2 separate regions of the Mus musculus genome follow, and region 2 is linked to region 1. A link is a loop called in an ENCODE intact Hi-C map of the cell type or tissue named here. Cell type or tissue: left cerebral cortex. All regions are shown on one strand.

Region 1 (2,500 bases):
CTCAGGAACCTGGGGTTGACCCCCCTTTGGGGACGCCCTATCTTTATGACTGAGATTTCCTATTGCCATCCCAGTGACATTTTGGGGATTGCATTTGTGTGGGGTGGTTCTTGGATTCGGCCGTGTCTGCACAGGAACCCACAGCTCCTGAAGTACCAGGGACATGACAGAAGAGCTAAATTTTACTTTTCAACCCATGGAGTTCTTAGCTGTGTACCTTCAAACACTTACTTTCTTAGCACACACACACAAAAAATAATAATTGGTCGGCTTCCAAAAACAAGCACAAGATATTCTTTTAAATACTAACTTTTAATTTGCATTTAATAACTGGAGGGATTCTTTGTTGATTACTATTCTATGCAAATCAACAAGCAGGAAACCATGCAAGCAATGCAGAGTACAGGACCACAATCCAGAGTCATCATTTACTTTGATGCCCTGGTTCGGTTTTAATTATTCATTATGGCGCTTTACGACAGAGCATAAATGTGTCGCGGCGCATTCTTTTAGGTTAATCTGTGTGCTTCGGTATCTCTGAGGCTTTATTTTCCCCATTAGATGCTTTCAATATTCAAGAGGAACCATATTTGAGACAAAGTCTGAGGTTATTTAGTAACACGACTGGAAAAATTATACTCCAGGATTTACCTGCTTCTACGGTGTGAAGAATTTTAAATCAAGCTGCTTTGCCAACACACATGAGCGCACACACACACACAGAGCTGGGGGCATGGGTAAGAAGAGATGATGGTGTCGATGTTGGTAATGATGATTACAATAGTGCTGGAAGGGCAATAGAACAGTAAGAAGTCAGGGACTGGTGACAGTCACCTAACAATACAAGTCCCTCTTTACCACAGGCCAGGATGGGATGGGTTTATGAACTTCAGCTTATAGATGCACTATGGGGGCAAAAGATGGGAAACTGAGCTGTCTGCCCTTGATCGGTCAAGCCTAGGGCTCCAACACCAGGCTCCAGATGGAGCAGTGCAATGTTTCTGCATCTACTGACACAGAAGCAGTGTGGATGTGTTTTCTCCTGCCAAACTACTGTCTCGGTAAGAGACATGTCTGTCATATGAAGGGACATGCCTGTCATATGAAGGGACATGTCTGTCATATGAAGAGAGTGTGGAGGAAATATTCAGTGGCCCTTCATATGAGTAATATAACAAATGCTAGATAGCTAAAAATGAGCAGCAGAGACAGGAAAGGTTTGTTTCTGCTGTGTGGGCTAGAGAGCGCAGGAGGTCACTAGAGGGCACTGGAGAGCACTGGAGGGCAAGCTAACGTAATAAACATCTGTATCTTTAATAACCCGGACTTTTGCACATTAGTCACTGAATGCGTAGTTCCCTGGTACAGATGTCTTGCTCGCTGACCAACAGCTGACCAACATTTACCTTTAGAGAGAGACACTGTCCTGAAGAAGCAGCGTTTGCTTGATGTAATGGTTTCTATATGCTCAGCTCAGGAAGTAGCACGATTAGGAGGTGTGACGTCACTGTGGGTGTCACTGTGTGTGTCACTGTGGGTTTGGGCTTTAAGACACCTCCCCCACCCCCCATCCTAGCTGCCTGGAAGCCAGTATTCCTCTAGCAGCCTTCAGATGAAGATGTAGAACTCTCAGCTCCTCCTGCACCATGCATGCCTGGATGCTGCCACGTTCCTGCCTTGATGATAATGGACTGAACCTCTGAACCTGTAAGCCAGCCCCAAGTAAATGTTGTCCTTATAAGAGTTGTCTCAGTCAATGTATCTGCTCACAGTACAGACACTTAACTAAGACACTTAGCTGTCTCAGTTCATCTCGTTTTGGTTGCTGTTTCAGAAGTTTGTGACAAGATGGAAGTCATATAAGTATGGATGGGTCTTGATAAGGAGCAAGGCTGGAGGATAGAAAGTCCTTGGTCTGACCCTTGGGCGATGGCTTCTTCAGTTGCAAATTAAAATAATAATAGCAAGGGACCTCTATGAAGTTCAGGATTTACATTCTAAGACTGTTTCAGGATTAGTTTCTTAGGAACATGGACATAGTTCTCTGTGCGTGTCTCCATCTCCCTTCAAACTTACAGAGCTTGAAAATAATGTTCAAATGCTTTTTTTGCTCATTAGTTGAAAAATAAAGCAAAGGCAGCTTACACTAATAGACCAGTCTTGAAGTGCTCTCAAGAAGGGAGCCCAAGGCGTCGTGTGTGCCTTTAATCCCAGGACTCAGGAGACAAGAGACAGAACTCTAAAGAGTCAAGACTAGCCTGGTCTACATAAGTTCTAGAATAACCAGATCTACATAGGTAGACTTCACCAGACAGACAGACAGACAGACAGACAGAACGGGGGGGGGGGGGGAGAATGTGTTTACACGCAATCAGTGTTTCTGAGTTGAGACCCTTGCTGGCCTTTTGTGTTCCTTTTGGATACTCAATAGACCTTTCCTATATAAAAACTGGGGCCTCCTGGTTTTCTTTCCTGCCTTGATTGCTGTTCAAAATTCCTC
Region 2 (2,500 bases), 150 kb after region 1:
CCCTGCGTGCAGTAGCCATAGCTCATTCAATATTGTCTTGACAGAGGCTTCCAAGACAAACCCAAGTTATGAACGGCATATAGGTTTGATGGGAAACTACGTAGCCTAGCCAAAACACCTTTTGTATGTGACAATAGTACCAAAAAGGTACACTCCACTGAGTGGTCCCTGTGAGTGGACGCACTATCATTCCTCATTTGCTCCTCTGCCTTATCTTTAAGACAGGGTCTCTCACTGAGCCCAGAGCTCCCCAACACAGCTGGATCGGCTGCCTAGCAAGATGCAGTAATCATCAGGTCTCCACTTCCCCAGGAGGAGCACTGCAGGCAAGCACTTGTGCACCTGGTTTGTTTACACGGGCTCTGGGGTTTGGAACTCCGATCCTCCTGCTTGCACGGATGCTGACTAAGCCATCTCCCCAGCTCCTCCCATCCATGTCTAAACCAAAATTAGCATTTTAAAGAAATATTGCTGAGATAGAGACTTAAATATATATATATATATATATATATATATATATATATATATATATATATATATATACATATATATATATATGGATCTTGAGGAAGCTAGAACTTCATATTAATTCGAGTTATAATCAACAAAGATACTTTAAAAAATAAAATTCACATAAAAAAAGTTATACTAGTCTCCATAATGTGTTTCAGCATGGTAAATAGAAGCTGGGGTTGGAAGAGGTATAGAAAGGGCACAGCCCACATTAGGATTTAATGCTACAAATTGGCCTTTTGGTTGACTGTATTCTCAAACAATATTAAAAATATAATATGTATTCCATGTTGATTATTTTTTTTGACTGGCCTGATAGCTTATATTTCAAAAGTAATCATGGGGCAGTGGGGCAGTCTATACAATGTTACTTCAAATGCAAAGAAAAAAAAACGTCAAGCACTCAATACATTCTGCAAAGGGCATAATCCGAGCAGTGTCCTCTGACAGACATACCAAAAGTCACGGAAGCATCTCAATACACTCACATACACACGATACAACCACATACGCAAGTTCTACGTTTATGGACGATGTTTAAAGAACAAAATCATTTGCACATTCTCAATAAGGCAGGACCTCAAAAAATACTACTAATATACATATATATATATATATATATATATATATATATATATATGTATGCACACACACTTCTATACACACGTGCTGTTTAGAAAAACATCTCATGAGCAATGAATAAAAACATTGAATAAATAAATAAATAAATAAATAAATAAATAAATAAAAGCAACCAAGGGCCATACATTCCCTGTTCCCTCCTGTTGGAGGAGCTTTGGCTGCCCAATTTGTCTGACTCAGATTTTTGTGCACTGGAGGAATTCCGGTCTTATCTCAACCAAGCAGATTAGGTGATCATCTTTCAAAGTTACTATATTTCTAAAAGACATACAAGTACATTTTATTACAATCCCCCCCCCCAAAAAAAAAATCTACCCACTTCAGCATTCTGATAAAAACCTAGGGGCAACACAGTAGTGATTTTTTTTTTTTAATCATCAAACTGACGCACTTAACATCAGGTGCGTCGCAGCATTTAGCTGATAGGACAGACCTGGGTGCTTGACAGACCCCTTTCTTTCATTGCTTCAACCTGGTAGTGAAATATTGGCACCTGGATCTGCAAATCTTAAGATATGGTTATGCAAAGGCAGGCATTGAAGCATTTCTGTAGCAGGGATACCACTGGGCGCGGGGCGGGGGGGGGGGGGTAAATCCATGGTCACACGCCAGAAGTGTACTGCAAATGAATGCACAACTCTAATAAGGAAGTGGTTTTAAAAGGGACAGATTCCCTGAGTCATTAAAAAGGCTATCAACCAAAGACGCGCTGTGCCACCTAGAGAAAAACTGGAAACTGTACATTGGTTTCTTGGCTGTAAGCATTTTTTTCCAAAACCTGAAACTTTTAGCATGACGAGTAACACCAGCCACCGTCCATACCAGCTCCCCCACGCTGCAGAATCAAATTCTTTTGGGGTGGGGGGGGCAGGGGGGAAATAGCGCTGTCCCTTCTACACACCAGATTGGCTTCCTGCTTCCATCACAGCCTACCCACGAAGCACCATTTAACCTCCAGCACCAACTGTTAGTCATGAAGACCCTGCAGCCTGAAAGCCATTCAATTCTCAAGCAGGTTCCTTGAACAAGCCAAAGCAGGCTGTAGTTGAAGCAGCAGGAGTATATAAACCCTGGTGGACCTTGACAGCCAGGGAATCCCTCTGGATGCTGCGCACCCCACAGCCCCATGGGGCCTTGGTAGGAAATTTTGGTGTACTCCGTACATGATATCCAGGTTACGGCCAACCACTGCACAACCCAAACACCGTAAGATGACAACAGAACCAAGCGTTTAGAGTGCAAAAGGCCTTCAACTTTTCCTCTCCGCGAGTCACTTCAAAACAACGTGCCCAGCACACTTGGCAGGCTGAAGCACAAAGGGGCTGCAGAGCCACCTGGCACGGAG

What was found. A loop is a pair of places that touch in the nucleus more often than their neighbours do. Peaks named below come from ENCODE experiments on the same cell type or tissue, not always from the same donor. Only the 100,000 strongest peaks of a DNase experiment are listed, where the experiment ranks them.
Region 2: a loop joins it to region 1, with 2.9 times the contacts of the local background. A loop is called at or near these places in 2 of 42 quality-filtered maps.

The regions. Positions count from the first base shown.
Region 1 is chr10:119,609,487-119,611,986 of GRCm38, reverse strand. The region is part of intron 1 of Grip1 (glutamate receptor interacting protein 1); the gene reads right to left. Among named protein-coding and RNA genes, the nearest start is that of Gm40780, 19 kb to the left of the region's middle. In left cerebral cortex, a CTCF peak has its summit at 1,270 (motif pointing right); DNase peaks (open chromatin) are centred at 1,305 and 1,460.
Region 2 is chr10:119,455,125-119,457,624 of GRCm38, reverse strand. All of the region lies in intron 1 of Grip1 (glutamate receptor interacting protein 1), which reads right to left. Among named protein-coding and RNA genes, the nearest start is that of Grip1, 2.3 kb to the right of the region's middle. In left cerebral cortex, a CTCF peak has its summit at 1,316; DNase peaks (open chromatin) are centred at 1,886, 2,187 and 2,409; H3K4me3 peaks cover 801 bases.